Regions from separate parts of the Homo sapiens genome. Here region 2 is linked to region 1. The links are chromatin loops, found by intact Hi-C in ENCODE. Cell type or tissue: mammary epithelial cell. All regions are shown on one strand. Each heading gives the region's core, and the rest is flanking DNA. Links, peaks and the distances in the headings are about the cores only. Region 1 overlaps LOC105370512 (a long non-coding RNA gene). Region 2 holds the start of LINC00520 (long intergenic non-protein coding RNA 520).

Region 1 (8,581 bases), core at 2,327-7,326:
TCACTTTTCACAGTTACTTTCTAAATCTTTCTCTTTTAAAATGCGGCTCATTTTACCTTCTCTGACTAATTTCTCTCTTCTGTAAATGACCATTTCACTTATAATTCACTGAGTCCCAACTGGAATATCTAGATACTATCCAGCTCACAGAGTTCATGTTAGAATCAAATGGAAACCAAAGGGAAACAAGGGGTAACCTGCTGACAACAGAGTCTCCATGAGGCACTAACCAGCCCTTGAAGCTTCTGGTAAGTAGGACTGGACTCTGCTCCTCCCCTTGACATTTGCTCTCCCTTCCACTAATTTACAAGGGGACTGAAGCTTCCTGGGGAAGACAAAGGACTTGATCCTGTCCACTGTTGGGAATTGCAGCCATGTCTGATGGGCTGGCTTGATCTCAATGGGAGCCAGAAGGACATTCAAGTCTTCAGAGAAAAGTTATCACAGGGAACAAGGAGTCTGGCCCAGGAAACCAGAATGGAAGGGGATTTCAGAAATGGTCCAACAGGTGATACCAGAGTCATCCCGACCTAGTGCAGGTGACAGCATGTGTTGTTGTAGAAACAAAGCTTAGCTTTGTGAAACTGAATGGCTGTATATTAAGCACTGCAGCACTTTCGGGCTCGATAACCCTTCCTGACAACTCTTCCTTCTCTTTCCCTGCCTCCGTGTTTGGGCAAAATACAGAAGATCATTCTTCTCTTTTTGCCAGAGTGGTGACAAGATCTCTGGCCTCAAGGTACAGTGGCATCATTCCAGTTTCCCCAACAATGACTGCAATGGATTCCCACCTTCACAGGTGCCTAGAGGGACAAGGGCCAAGTTCCATTTCTAGAGGGGCACCTCTGTGAACCTGCCAGGGCCCAGACTGCAGATTCTGGGCTTGACACTGACTGCAGAGGCTGGATAAGTAAGTGGAAGGCTGGATCATAAGCCGAGGCTCCCTCATCACAGCTGAGGGGAGCCCTGCACCCAACTAAGTCTCCCAGTGTGGTTAAGATCCATTCTCTAATTCCGGAAGTGAAGTGTGACCTTTTTCTTCTACACAAAAGCACAGACTCAGAGTAGACATCAAAAACAACCACACTTTAATGGCACTCACTGTCCTCCCATTACCGAGTTGGGGGAAGAGGGAGGATTCATATAAAATTAAAGGGCTAAAGTTTCTCACCAATTCAGGTGGGACTCAATGCAATCTGGCTGTGAGGAAGGAGTTGTTCTGACGGCCTATGTGTTCCTGGGAAGTTGGGTCCTTCTCTATCCATTTGAGGGAAGAAATAACCTGAATTTAAAAGGTCTCAGGAGCTGCAACTATAGTAATACAAACTAGGGACTATCCTCATTCCTTAAACTGCTCTGGAGCTCTTCCTTTCAGGAGGCCAGCTAATGTTGACCTGTCTCTGAAAGAGAGCAGCCAGGCATGAAGGCTGCACTGTCTTGTCAAATCATATGTGACCAGGCTAAAGTATCCCACCCTTTAACATCATATGGCTACAGCTATTCCCACACTTGCATTTGAAGCATAGCATTGCCACCTACATGCAAAATATCACATTATAATCAAATTGCATCAGTCATATACATGTATAGTCCATAAATTTCAACTACACTAGAGCACAAGCTGATGACTAAAGAAAGAAAATATCATTGCAAAGTGGCATTCGCTTAGGGAGCCTGAGGCCACAAAAATGAGAGTGTGCTAGGGTCTCTACCAAGACATTATCTGATGCTACCTTGTATTTTGTGAGGCTTTGGTGAGGCTGTCTTCAAGGTCCAGTAACAACATACCACCTTTGTACTGGGTGTGGAGGTTTCTGGCACTATTAGTATTATAGAAGGTGAACTGTGTAATAGGCTGGATTTGTAATAGGTTGTGATAGAAGTTGAACTGTGTAATAGGTTGGATCTGGCACTATTAATATTATAGAAGTTGTAATGTGTAATAGGTTGGAAAGGGAAATGAATTTCCTTTTGCATTTGTTTTATAAGTTTAAAATATGTCAAAGTTTACCTTATGCTATAAAATTCTGTATACACATCCAACAGAAGGAAAAAAATGTTATTCTTCTAGATTTTACCTTCAGGGTTTTTTAATATAAATAAAACATATAATTAGGGTTAAAGTGCAAATTCTTGTTTCCCGCTTCAGCACTATTTATTCCCTTTTCTTTCCTCTTACAATCAACCTTTCCTGTTTTTTGAGCTCCACGTATATGTTTTTAATCTTTTTTCCTCTTAAATTTGTATCTGTGAACAATGTATAGTACTACTCTGTGTTTTTTACATTTTGACATCAAAGCTATCATACTGTACAAATCTTTCTGAAACTGTTTTTTTCCTTCTACTATTTTAAGATATATCTATGTTGATACATATAAATCTAGTTATATTCATACAGTATTGTCTTGCTACACAAAATGTGGTCTATGGCTTAGCAACAGCATCATGTCTAGGAACCTTCTTAAAAAGGTAGAATCTTCTTCAAAGTTTCTTTGGTCATTCAAGATCTTCTAGAATTCTAGGATCAGCTTGTCAGTTTCTTCAAAAACCAGCTGGAATTTTCATTGGGACTGCATTAAATCTATAGATCAACTTGATAGATGAACAACATTGAGTGTTTTGATCCACGAACACAGTATCTCTCCATTTATTTAGGTCTTCTTTAATTTCTCTTGACAATCCTTTTTAGTTTTAGTATAAAAGTCCTGCATATATTTTGTCAAATGTACCCCCATATATTTTATATCTTTGATGCTATTGTAAATAGTACTGTCTTTAAATTTATGTCTACTGCTAGTATAAAGAAATACAACTGATTTTTAAATTATCTACCTCATATCATGCCGCTTTAGTTTTTGTTTTTGTTGTTGTTGTTATTGGAGATTTGGTAGAATTTTCTCCATACACAATCATGTTGTCTGCAAGTAAAGACAAGTTTTACCTCTTCCTTTCCAGGCTTTATGCTCACTTTCTTCTTCCTCCTCCGCTTTCCTCTTCCTCTTCCTCCACATCCTCCTTCTTCTCCTTCTTCTTCTTTGTTGGCTTAGCAGTTACAACCTTTTCTGTTTTATATTAGTGGTTGCTTTAAGGGTTACAGAATATATCTTTCATTAATCACAGTCTACCTTCAAGTGATATTATTCTACTTCACATGTAGTACAAGAACCTTATACCAGTATACTTTCATTTCTCCCCTCTGGGCCTTTGTCTATTGTTCTCATACATTTTGCTTCTACATATGTTATAAACCTCACAACACATTGTTACTATTTTGGTTTTAGATGGCCACTTATTTTGAATTGACTAAAAATAAGAAAAATATTTGCTATATTTACAGGTGTGCCTCATACTTTTATATGTAGATTCTGATTTCCATCTGATACTTGGTGGACTAATTTCCTCCTCCTGAAGACTTTCTTTAATGTCATAGAAATGCAGGTTTGCTGGTGATGGATTCTTTTAGCTTTTGTATGTTCAAAAGTCTTTGTTTTTGGTAAGTATTTCTGAACTACCCCTAGTTTAGAATTCCAGAATTTTTTGTTAACTTTTAATACTCCAAAGATGTTGTTCCACTGTTTCCTGGCTTGCACTGTTTCTAGTGACTAAATGCAAATTTTAACCTGTGTTTTCCTAAAAATAATGTATCTTTTTTCCCTGGCCACTTTTAAGATTTTCTCCTCATCACCAGTTTTAAGCAATTTGATTATGTCCTCAGTGTCATTTTCCTCATTTGTGTGTGTGTGTGTGTGTGTGTGTGTGTGTGTGGTTTATTGAGCTTCTTGAAATGGTACAATTATAATTTGCAAGAAATAGAAAACATTTTGGTCATTAAGTTTCATATAATATATATTATATATATTAAATATTATATATAATATATATAAAATATTTTATAAATATATATTTATATATATAAATTTTATATATAAATATATATATAAATATATAAATACATATATATAATAATATATATATATTACTCACTTCTCCTTTTCTCACCTTCTTGGACTCTAAAACGTATATATTAGGCCACCTGAAATTATCCCACAGCTCACTGATGCTCTGCTTTTCTTTTCTTTTTTTAGTCTTTTCTCTCTCTGTTTAATTTTGGTTTCAATTGCTGTGTCTTTAAGTTTACTACATTTTCTTTGTTGGTGTCTAACAACAAAGAACAGAGAGACCAATGAACGAAAGCATGGAGAATAAAGTGCAGAAAACTAAGTTAGTTAGTGTTCCTGAATCTTAAAGTCCAGGGGGAAAAATGAAGAGTGTTAAAGCTGACAAGGTGTGGCCAGTGCCAGATAAAATAAGACCTCAAATAACTTAAGCATGTTAGACTTTGACCTATAGGTCACTGATTCTCAAACTTCACTGTAGATAGGAATTACTTGAGGAGCTTGTTAAAATGTTGACTTGTTGACTTGTTAAAATGCTTGCTCAGACAAGCCCTGTTTGAATTTGCAATCCACAAAACTGTGAGATATAATAAAATGATGATTTTTTTTAAGCCACTGAGTTGTTGCACAAAGTTTTGTTGGGTAGCAACAGACAACCAACACAGAATCAGGCCTCATATGCACTAGCTACATATTAAAATCACTTAGGAAGCTTTTTAAAAATATTGATTCCCAAATTCTAACCTTAGGGACTTGATTCAATTGGTCTGAAGTGAGGCTTAGGTATTGATAGTTTTAAGCTCCCAAGATAATGCCTTATAATAGACTCTATATAGATTTTGATGTGCAGCAGAGTTTAAGGCCATTGCAACAGGTGTTGAAGAACCATGGAACAGGTTTGAGCAGGTAGCTGATGTAATCAAGCTTGTGTATAATACCATCATTGTCAACTACACAGAAGACAGAGCTGAGTTGAAGACTGGATCTAGGAAAATCAACTAGGAAGCTGCTGCAGAAATCTAGGTGGGAAACGACAGGGGCTTGAACTAGGACAGTGGTAGCAGGGCTGGAGAGGACAAGATGAATGAGAAAGATTTAGATGACAAAACAGGTAGTTCTTGGATAGCGAATATGAGAGATGAGGCAAAGGAATGAGCTCTACATATAGTTGAGGAATGCAGCCTGGGTGCCTGGGTCGATGATGGTGACATTCATAGTAACTGGAATCGCAATAAGAAGAGAAACAAGTACAGCCTTAGTGATAGGTTGACTTCACATTACCTGGAATATCTAACTGGAGCTGTCTGGCAGAGAGTTGGATATATTAATTTGAAGTTCAGGGGAGAGGTGTTAGCTACAGATATTGAGTTAAATACTAGCTGAGGGCGAGAGAATGGAGGTGATCTCCCAAGTACGAATCTCCAAGTATGAATCATCCGTTAGCCTGTTGGGCAAGAAAAGCCATGGCTGAGGATAGAACCTCGGGGACACCAAGGTTTGTGTGGGTCAGGTGAAAACCTTGAAGGAGGCCAAGAATAAATAACCAGTCAAATCACCTGGCTATATTGGGAGTCAGTGAGGGATACTTAGGCTGTAGATCTCAACCCCATTTCCACCCCTCTTTTATGGTGTCGTACTATTCTGCAGAGGTGAAAAGTCATCAAATGATACTTGCTTGGTTGGAAGGCAGATGGGAGGCAGAGGCTATCCTCTGTCAGCTGTTTCTGCTGGCAAGTAAAATCACGTATTCATGAGTGAAGAGACAATTGCAGGGCCAGATTCAGATGGCCAGATGATGGCTTTTTGGCTTCCATGTCCCTTTATACCCATGCCTATATTTCTTATGGCCTTATGGACTGCAGCTCTGGATTCATACCTTTAAAGTTAAATAAAATTGTATTTGCTTATTGTCAGCATTTCTTAACATGTTAAAATCTCTAAGCTGCTTCAAAAATCTCGATGCAAAGTTCCCATGCTCAGATATCCTGATTTAACACAGCGAAGGAGTGGTCCAGGCATTATTATGTTTTTAAAAACATTCCAGGTAACTGTAATACATGCCTAGAGTTAACTATTGACTTTTCAGTGGGCTGGGAAAGGCAGACCCACCCTTAATCTGGGTGGCCACAATCTAATCAACTGCCAGCATGGCTAGAATATAAGCAGGCAGAAAAATGTGAAAAGAGAGACTGGCCTAGCCTCACAGACTACATCGTTCTCACATGCTGGCTGCTTCCTGACCTTGAACATCATACTCCAAGTTCTTCAGTTTTAGGACTTGGACTGGCTCTCCTTGCTCCTCAGTTTGCAGATGGCCTATTGCAGGACCTTGAGATCATGTAAGTTAATACTTAATAAACTCCCCTTTATATATACCTAGTAGCTCTGACCCTCTAAAGAACCCTAATACAGGTGTAGTCTTGATTATTTTGGTACAAACCTTGCATGCCCATTGTGTCTTCATGGTATGGATCAAGAAGTTGGGTGGTTGTCTGATTTTCAGAGAAGAAACTGAGGGTGTTATTTACCTTGATTTATACTCTAAGAAAAACTTAGGTTGACTTAGGCTTCTTGAATTCAAAAGCTACATTATTAATGTTTACATACCTATAAGCACCTTCCTTGCCCTAAGTAGGTGAGCTGTAAGTAACTGTAGAATAAATATTAGTGACTCAAGTAGTCTGTAGAAGATTGGCTTCTAAATCTATTAAGTTTCCAGAAAGCATTTTTGTAAGTATTCATTTATTTTTTAGATATTCATTAACAAGCTGGATTTGGGTTTGATCTGGAGTTAGGGTGTTAATATAGCATGTGAATGTAGATGAACTAGGAGTAGAACCTGTTTTTCATGCCAACGCATCTAATCAGGCTAACGTCCTTCAAGTCAGTTTTCCGATTAAACATCCCAATTATCAGTTAATTGCTAGAGAATAGATGGAACTGACTCATTTATCTTCAAATTCCAAGCTGGAAGCCTCAAATGAACAAGAATAATTCTAGCTCCACAGTTAGCTAAAAGCCAGGCTAAACCTGGCCAGTGTCACTGTAAAATATGTCCTCAGGCTTCACAACCCTAGCATATAGTACCAAAGAGATTTAACCTCAATATGGTGTTTTGAAGAGCGCTGTCACAGCAGAGAGCTAAAATCCAATAGCACAAACCACATGGATCCACATTATTCAAGATAAATACTTCACATGACTCCTTAATTAGTCATTAACGATAATTAACCTTGTGGGAAAAATGACTCATCTGATTGGTAAAAATACACTTGGTTTCACTTGGGTCTACTGTCTTCTTTCTAAGGTTACAGAGGAATTGTCTTTCCTTCTACTCAGGTTTACTCACCTGGAAAGCAGGAAGGCAGCTTTGGATGACCCTTCTGTCAAGTTTTGAAAGACTTGGAGTACAAATCTGATACTGTATAAAAAAATCTGATCTCTCTTAAATAAGCCTGCTCTTCTCCCTGGGGAGACAGAATGGACACCAGTTCAGCTACCTTAAACATTACATTGGTTGATCAGTGATAAATAATGCAAGATTTCTTACTTTACAGGCTTCCCCAGAAAAATCAATCTAGGGATTCAATTTATTATTCACCTAAATGCATGGATCAATTAATACACATTTTTTACTTCTGGATTTTAATCAGATTTGAAACAAGTGTGCTATATTATGATACCATGAAGAAGCAAGATATGTACAAGTTCCAATACTGAGGCAAAATCCTTCTAATTTCTCATTTTCAGTACAGATATGATATAATCCTTCTAATTTCTCATTTTCAGTACATAGGAAGAAAATCCTATGAGTTTCATTGTCCACATAATTGCCAGATTGATTCCCCTTTCTTGCCCAGGGAGAATCAAGATAAATGCAATAGGCAAGAGGTGAATGAGCTATTCTTTTGACCCTAGGGGAGAAAGTCACAGGGGTTGGGAACCTATTGTATTAAAGTGGTATAAGCCTTGTTAAGAGGTTGTTCATGGATATTCAATTTAAAACAGATCTAGGTGACTCTTTTCTCCCATTATGGCTACTTCTCATATAGTAGTTCCAATTTCCACAGAAGAACCCTAGGCAATTAGTCCACAGGTAACTTGTTCAGCCCTGAAATTAGGATCCACTACAGATGGTGATGGCCCCTGTCTTACAATAGTTCAACTTAAAATTTTTTGATTTTACCATTGTGCAAAAAAGATACGTCTTCAGTAGAAACCATACTTCAAGTACCCATACAACCTTTCTGTTTTTCACTTTCAGTACAGTATTCAATGAGTTACATGAGATATTCAGCACTTTACTATAACATAGGCTTTGTGTGAGAGGATTTGCCCAACCATAGGCTAATGTAAGTGTCCTGAGAATGTTTACGGTAGGCTAGGCTGAGCTATGGTGTTCAGTAGGTTAGGTGTATTAAATGCATTTTCAACTTACAATATTTTCAACTTATGGGTTTATGGGGATGTAACCCCATTGTTAAGTCAACGAGCATCTGCAATAGAACCTATAGCACTTGGTTGAGATATAGCAAACCAAAAGGTTAAAGTCAAGTTGTATGAATTGTTCCTCCTTCATGTGGTGTAGTGGATGCTGTGGTACAGCACCCAAATCCTGCTTTTAGAATCTAGACCCTCATTCCCTCAGCTTCCTGCGGTGTTGGCTGCTGAAGGGTCACAGCAAA
Region 2 (8,581 bases), core at 1,236-6,235, 250 kb after region 1:
CCTGCCTGCTGCACAAACAAAATCAACTTACCAAGACCATGGCATTGCAGTAAAGAAAGAGTTCAATTGACATGAGGAGACAGTTATTACTCAAATCAATCTCCCCAAGTGCTCATAGGTTAGGGTTTTTTTCAAAGATAATTTGGTGTGCAAGGGGCTAGGGTAGGGGGCATGCTGATTGGCTGGGTCAGAGAGGAAATCATAAGAACTGAAGCTGTCCTATTGTGGCTGAGTCAGTTCCTGGGTGGGGGCCACAGGACTGGTTGGCAGGTCCAGGTGGGGCCGTCCCATTGTTAGAAATGCAAAAACCTGAAAAGACATCTCAAAAGGCCAGTCCTAGGTTCTACAATAGTGATGTTATCTGCAAGAGTAATTGGGGAAGTTGCAAATCTTATGAGCTGCAGGATAATGGCTGGTAATTCTAGCCCTTTTCATCCCCCTAACTTGGTGGCCCTTTCATTAGTTTTACAAGAACAGTTTAGTTCTGTGGAAGGGCTATTATCATTTAAACTATAAATTTCTCCCAAAGTCAGCTTGGCCCACACCCAGGAATGAGCAAAGACAACCACCCTGTAAGGCTAGAAACAAGATGGAATGAGCCATGTCAGATTTCTCTCACCATCATAATTTTGCAAAGGCAGTTTCAAAGCCATGGCCGGGCCCTTCTCTCCCATTGTTTGTTGCAATCAGCACCACAGTCTTGCCCGGTCACTTGCCTGACATCTACACTGATTGCCATAAGCTAAATTAACTGTCTGCTTTTCTGTATGAGGAGAACAAATGAAGTGGATCACTGTGCCCCTACATATGCAAAACACTGAGGAACAGATATTTTCTCTGGCCAAAACATCAGTTTTCAATATGTTAATCTACTGTTCATTGTCTTCCAGGCTTGAGTCTGAGGAAATAAATCTAGAAATCTCTGGGCATGAAAAGAAATGGAATAGGTTTGAATCCTTAGCAAGTGACTTTAGTTGGGGGTAAAGGATGAAACTTTATTTGTCCCAATAATTGCCAAAGCATGTTACTCATGCTGGTTTCAATTAAAATCCCAAGGGCAGTGAGTTAGTAAATTAGTGGATTTAACAAGAGCCTCAGGAACTAAGAATCAGAGGAGTTGTTATGGAAGGAAGGGCAGGGGGCCTTCAGTTAATAGCTCCCCCAGTGCTGAAAGGCCACACCCTCAAGAACCGCCCTGCTGGGGAGAGACCCAGGGCAATTCACCAGGCCCTATCAGTTTAACATAGAACCACACTGTCTTGACTAATGTGAAGTTTCCTCTGAAAGGAAACATATGAGATAAAATGCTAACTTGTCCAGCTTGTTTAAGTACAGATAGTCTTAACAAAAGAAAACTCTTGGTTAGCACCGTTTTGGGCACATTTTGCTCCTATCTATGGCAGACAGAGCTTACTGCCCACCAAAGATTTTGTTCCCCTCTGTAATGCAGGTCTTTTCTTGGGAAGCGGCTGCCCAGCCAGAGTCTACTCAATGATTGAAAAGTCACAGAACTTGTCATAAAGGCACAGAGTCTTCAATTAATGCTCACTCAGTTCAAGAATTGCTCCTGTTGCAAAAGGGAGCCCATAGAGAAATGTGAATGGAACAGATGTGGTTAAAACGTAGATAGGAGGCCAGGCTTGGTGACACCCAGTGCTGTGGGAGGCGGAGGCGGGAGGATTGCTTGAAGCCACGAGTTTGAAACCAGCCTCAGCAACATAGGGAGACCCAGTCCCTACAAAACATAAAATAAAAAATGGGCCAAGCTAGGTGGTACACACCTGTTGCCCTGACTACTCAGGAGGCTAAGGCAAAAGGATTGCTTGAGCCCAGGAATTCAAGACTGCAGTGAGCCATGATTGCACCATTGCACTCCAGCCTGGGCAACAAAGCGAGACTCTGTCTCTAAAAATAAATAAATAATTAATTAAATACTTTTTAAAAGTAGGTATGCCTTCTCTCCTTCCTTGCTGCTCCCCTATTTGCTGGCTGATATTGTTGACAGTGAAATATTGAAAGTCATACGTTGAAGACAGCACTGTCAACCTGGATCTCTGAATGATTACCTGAAGTAGAGCTGCCTCGCTTCCAGCCAGACAAGAAACTCCTGCATTTGACTGTTATGTGAGAAAGACAGTGTTTGTATGAAATCACCGGGGTTTGTTCGTTATAGAAGGTAGGTTGCTCTAACCAACCCACTGTCCTTAACCAGATGATTCTCAAAGCAAACAACAGCACACGTCCACCTCCACATTCCATCCTACAGTCTCTAAACAGCCTCAGCATTCAAAATCATTTCCATAATCACCTCAATCAGTATTTGTTTTTGCTCTCAGAAACTCATTCCATCTTTAACCTGCCACCCCAAAGGGGATGGGCCAGCCCAACAGAGGACTGCGGGCTTCCTTAGTTTGGGTTTACATAGCTTCTGTGTACGAGGCTGCCAACTCACCAAACACCTTTGCCTTCCTCTTTATCATGCATCCTGTAATCCTTGGACCTTAGTTATGTGATTCTGACCTTGTCAAATATGCATAAACTCAGTTCTTCCAGGCTGCAAGTCATAATGTCTGATGCTTTCTGAATGACCTGAATGTGCTGTCTCCAACACCAGTGCACACATGGTGAAAATACATACGGCTCCAAAACAGGCTTACTGTGGGATCTTAACCACCTCTTCACCTCCTCCCTAAATCCCTGTGCAGATTTTCAACCCTAGCTTCAAGCTCATAATTTTGTGTGTTACATGCTGAGCTCTCAGAAATCAGAAGCCCCAGCAGAGGTGCCATGCTGTGAAAATTCATGTGAGGAAACCCCTTTCTTTCTAAGCAGTTGTGTCTAGTAGCTGCCTACAAGCTCTGCTAAGCAGTGATGGTTTAATTATCCCACAAAGGCAGCGGTATGCTGGGGCACATTTGCACATCTTGAGAGAGAGCTGGCTGTGCCCATCTCCTCCCTACTCTGTGTTCGGTAATATCACATTGGTAGCTTGAAATTAGCCATGGTGGGAGTATTTACACCATGAAAATTGGCACATGCTACAAATCAGGAATATATATATCCCCCAGAGAACTGGCGGTGAAGCATCTGCCAGTGCACTGCTGTGTGTGAGGGAAAGGCTGCAGAGCCACCCGGCCAACAGGAAGCCATGGAGGAGTCTGTCTGCACTCAGTAATAGTCATAAAGCCTGTGCTCTGGATTTTAATGAGAACGAAGAGCAAGTGACAAGGACTTTCTGTGACAACTAATGAACGTAAGCATGCTGAACTGCTGCAGAGAAACAGGCTTCAAGAGGTGATGTGTTATTTCAGATGCCAGGAAATGGATCCTACCTCAGTGATCAGATTCTAATAACTTGCTTTGCCACTGGCCCAGGTGCTTTACAGGTCTTCTAAGGTAGGAGGAGGAAAGGATAGGGACTGAGCTCATTGTCCATCTGTTAAGCTCAGTGGTAGGCTTCACGCATGGGCCAATGCATTTGACCTCCCACATGGCCCTTAGTTGTAGGTATTAGTGTGCTAATTATTCAAAGGAGAGTAATAAGGCCCCAGGAGTCAAGCCAGTAACTTGCCTAATATCACCTGATGGTAAGGAGTTAAAAATCAGGTGGCCAACAAGCTACCTGATATATCTGCAGAAAGATATTATTAGGTTTTATCTGTGGAAAGAAACAACTGCCTTTACCTCATGGGAAATTAATGACAAATCTGTGGGTCATTAGTAACAATCTTATTGAGATATAATTCACATACCACAAAATTCATCCTTTTCAAGTACACAATTCAGTGGCATCAGGATTCAGGACATGTTACTGCAAAATACAATGCCTCGGAAATTGGGAAGAAAACAGAAACAAGAAGGCCATTTTCAGACCTTCTCCTTCCTTTCTGTGTGACAGCTGGCCATAAGAGAATTCTTTGACCTGCTTTCCCTGAAAGTAGGTCATAAGACCCTCATGTAACAGGTGTCCTGCCCTATGCCCAGAGGAAAGAACAAACAGGCCTTGCTATGTTCCCCTCAGTTTATTACCATTAGGCCACACCTTCTTTTTGACCAATTATACTTCTACATGACTATCCATTCTTCATCAAACCTAAGCACAAAAATAGACACTTTTCCCTGAGTCTTGGGTTCTTCATTTCTGAAGTCTTTCATGTCCTATAAAACTTTGGTTGAATAAATGCTGATATGGTTTGGCTGTGTTCCCACCCAAATCTCATCTTGAATTGTAGCTCCCATAATCTCCGCATGTCATGGGAGGGACTGAATGGAAAGGAACTGAATCATGGGGCGAGTTTTTCCCATGCTGTTCTCGTGACAGTGACTAAGTCTCAAGAGATCTGATGGTTTTATAAAGGGCAGTTCCCCCACACAAGCTCTCTTGCCTTCTGCCATGTAAGATATGACTGTGCTCCTCCTTCACCTTCTGCCATGATTGTGAGGCCTCCACAGCCATGTGGAACTGTGAGTCCATTAGACCTCTTTTTCTTTATAAATTACCCAGTCTTGGGTATATCTTTATTAGCAGCATGAGAACTAATACAAATGTGTTACCCTTTTCTCTTGTTAATCTGTCTTTTGTTATAGGAGTGTCAGTCATGAACCTTGCAATAGATGAGGAAAGTATATTACTTTTCTCTCCTACAGTGGGTTTTAGTATAGTTACAGAGTGGTGCAACCATTATCACTATCTAATTCTAGAACATTTTTATTATACCAGAAAAGAAACCCATACCCATTAGCAGTCACTCTCTACTCCCTCTGCCCCGCAGCCTGTGGCAACCACTAATCTACTTTCTGTCTCTATGAATTGGTGTATTCTGGACATCTCATATAAATGGAATCATACAATATGTGGCCTTTTGTGTCTAGCTTATTTTACTTATAATATTGACAAATCTGTTTTAAAGTTCATGGAGCTCTACAGATGAATTCACAAAGTTAAAAGGCAAACACATGCAGTTTTATTTAAATACCAATAAGCAACAGAGCAAGGCAATGAATGGGAAGTACTAGCATATGTGTTTTTTAATTCAATTTTACAATGTTTGTTGAGTGCCTGTTTATACAACAGACACAAAACAGACAAAATCCCTGTCCTCATAAAACTTATATCAAGGTGGAGAGAAAAGACAAAAAACAAACATAATCAAATAATAATAGCGCATTAGAAGGTTTTAATGACTGTGAGGAAGAAAGATGAAACAAGTGTGGGGTGTTGTGGATGCTAGAGGAGACCTTCTGAATGCATTGCTCTTCTCCTCCCCTGCCCCCCACCTCTCTCTCATAAAATGTCCATGATTCTGATGCCTGACAGCAAGGGTACTCCTGAGTCCCTGTGCCATTGTCTACCTCTGAAGTTTAGTGGCATCTTTACTACCATAACACTAGACCAGCAGGCAACAGCTCTCAGTCATTATATGATAGGTTCATCTTCCTCTCCCAGGCCAGAGTCCCTTCCTCTCTGAAATTCTGAGCTGAAAAGCAGAGAGGGAAGAGGTACCTCATCCTTCTCTCCCAGATCTCTTCTTTCCCTTCAGAGCAGCAGTGAAATTGCTACCCTGCCACTCGCCCCCTACACACAGCCCAGGGTAGAAGTGCTCTGCTCCATCCTCCACCCTCTACACACCTCCTCATTCTGTCCCTGCAGCTGTCCCCACATTGACATACATTAAACAATGACCTGCAGGGTTTCTTGACAAACATGTCAAGGCACAATATTTGCCTTGGTCTGAAGCTTCCTGGAGCCTGGTGAGTTTCCCTTAGCCTCCACATCCTGCCATTTCGCAAATTATTGTCAACTTCAGCTCCTCTACCACTGTTGCTGCTGTTAAAAACACCAAACTTTTTTTAAATCCAGCACTTATCCTTATAACTAGAAACATTCCAATGTTTCCTCATAGGTAACTTCACCATCTCTAACACCATCGAGAATTATTACACCATAAAAACCCACACCTACGTGTGCAGATGGTACCAACAGGAAGCCCAATTTTCTTCCACCAAAGTTGTATACATAATTATGTTTTTCTGGCTTTTTCTTACTATAAAAGTACTACGTATCATTAGAGAGAAAAACAGAAAATACAAATGAGAAAAAGTAAAATCACCCCGTGTAGTGGATAGTCACTAAGACAGCCCCCAGTGACACTTCTTTCCCAGCATTTATGTCCTTCTGTAAGCTCCTCCCCTTGCCTGGGGCTGGACCTAGTGACTCACTTCTAAGGAACACAATACACAAAAAGCAATGGGTGTCATTTCTAAGATTAGGTGTGCAGAAAAGAGTTAACATAGCAGGCCTGAGACTGTTCTCCTTAGACAGTCCTGCTTTCAAGACTGGCCTTTGCATTTCATGAGAAAGGGTTCCCCCCATGCCCTGATAAGAAGGACTCACTTTCTGCCTAAGCTATTTGTGCCAACAATAGTTATGTTGAACATCAGCCTTCCTTCTGGAAATCTAGAATATGGGTATGTGCTAGACATCAGGTGTCAATGTGACTAACCCACAATAAAAACCCTGGGAATTGGGTCTTCCATGAGGTTGTCTAGTGACAAACATCTCATACGTGTTTCAGCTCACTGCTAGGGGAGTAAAGTTTGTCCTGTGTGACTGCACTGTCAGAGGACTTGGAAGCTTGTGCCTGGTTCCCTCTGGTCTTTACCTCATGCACCTTTTTCCTTTGCTGATTTTGCTTTATCTTTTCTCGGTAATAAATCACAGCCATGAGTATGACTATGTGCTGAGTCCTGTGAGTCCTCCTACTGAATCATCAAAGCCAGGGGGTGAGTGTTGTGGACCCCCAACACATTAGACTACTAAAAAGCCTATGACCTTTCCCTCTCTCTCTCCCCACCACTTTTTCTCTCACATACACACACAGAACTTGCTGCCATGTTGGAAGTAGCCTTATTGACAGGCTCACATGGCAAGGAACTAACATCTCTTGCCCATAGCCAACAGCCAGTACCTGAGCTACCGAAGTGTAGAAGCACAGCCTTTCCCAGTTAAGCCTTAAGCTAAGACCCAGATCAAGGGTCTTGACCACCTTGACTGCAGCCTTGTGAGAGGCCCCAAGACAACTAAGCCACACTCACATTCCTGCCCCACACAAACTGTGAAATAATAAATGTTTGTTGTGTTAAGCTGCTAAATTCTAGGATAATTTCTTACACAGGAATAGTTAACTAATAAACTCTTCACCTAGAGGTCATTATTGCTTATATCTTAGGGCACATCTCAAGGGTTTTCTACACCCATCTATAGGTAGAATAAGTGTTCTAGTTGACACTGAATTTCTTTTTTGTTGTTATTAACACTATTGGTAAAAAGCAAAAGCATAGGGGAACGATATAGTATTTTCCTTTATTATCACAAGAAGTTTTGCATTCCAGAATGATAGCTGATATTTCTTTTTGAGTCAGGTTGTCCTTTTGTTTGGGGGAGTAAGAGGTGTGGCAAGAAAAAGATCTCTTTCATGGCCTTTTCTGAAATCCCATTCTGAAACGAGGAGGTTTCACACACTAGGTTAAATCACTCAGCACAATTAATGTAAATGTAACTATCCTTCATGTGGGTGGAATTCATTTCTACAAATTGTGTTTCCTTTTAGGGAAGCTGTTTTTCCCTCTTTGGGGTCTCAGAGAGATTGGTGGCAAGGACTCCTGGGAAGAGAAAAGCTGAAGGACACTCTGGCAAGAGGTAATAAGTTAGTCCTTGCAAAATGGCCATGGGCTGGATGACAAGGAAAGAAGCAGCCATTACAGGACACAGTGGGTGAAACTGACACAAGCTTAAGTTTTCTAGGAGCAAATGTATCTCATAATCAATTTTAAGTTTTTTTTTTGTTCGCAATTTCCATATATTATACCCAAGCACTCAGCAAAGTTGCATTATACATCACAGCTCAGTCTAACCTGCATTTGGAGAATTAACCCATTGTCCATGTTTCTGCAAAGCCTCATGAAGAGAGATATTAAGGGAACAAGAGGTGCCCTGCAAAGAGATGAAGCTCCAGGCTAAGGTAATGAGACACAGGGAAGGGGAATCTTCTAGAAGAAAGAATATCATGCAATCAAACTAGATGGGGAATAGAGCCACAGGATATGAATACTAAAAACAAGTGTAGCCTCTTGTTGCTAGAGGAAGCTAGAAAATCAAAGTTGCACATGCTTGTTTTTTGTAACAAATTACAGTCAGGCTGAATGTACTATTTATGGCCTGCTTAACTGACTTAACAATATATTGTATCATTAAAAATTCTGCTACAACTCAGTTTGTACTGGCTGCTAATTATTCTGTTGTATGGAAAAACTATAATTTATTTTACCAATATTCTATTATTGGACATGTAAGTCATTTCTAATTTTCATTGTTATTGTAAACAATGCTACAATGAACATCCTTATAGCTAAATCTCTGTTCAAAACTGTAATTATATCTTTAGAATACATTGCTAGAAATGGCATTGTTACATCAAAAAATACGCACTTTTAGTGTTTAAAGAATTTTTCCAAATTTTCTTTCAGAAAAATTATGCCAGTTCAAACTCCTGCCAACAGGAGACAAGAAGTGCTTTGCCCC

Evidence for each region. Peaks named below come from ENCODE experiments on the same cell type or tissue, not always from the same donor. Only the 100,000 strongest peaks of a DNase experiment are listed, where the experiment ranks them.
Region 2: it touches region 1 in a loop (14-fold over the local background); 1 of 110 quality-filtered maps calls a loop at or near these places.

What each region holds. Positions count from the first base shown.
Region 1 is chr14:56,042,955-56,051,535 of GRCh38, reverse strand. LOC105370512 (a long non-coding RNA gene) reads right to left here. Exons shown (of 4, transcript XR_007064183.1): 3 at 7,246-7,363; 4 at 3,998-5,772. Among named protein-coding and RNA genes, the nearest start is that of PELI2, 71 kb to the left of the region's middle. In mammary epithelial cell, for the core only: no CTCF peak of the experiment used is centred there; no DNase peak of the experiment used is centred there.
Region 2 is chr14:55,792,486-55,801,066 of GRCh38, reverse strand. LINC00520 (long intergenic non-protein coding RNA 520) reads left to right here and starts at 4,393. Exons shown (of 3, transcript NR_026797.1): 1 at 4,393-4,464; 2 at 7,611-7,699. In mammary epithelial cell, for the core only: no CTCF peak of the experiment used is centred there; a DNase peak (open chromatin) is centred at 4,316.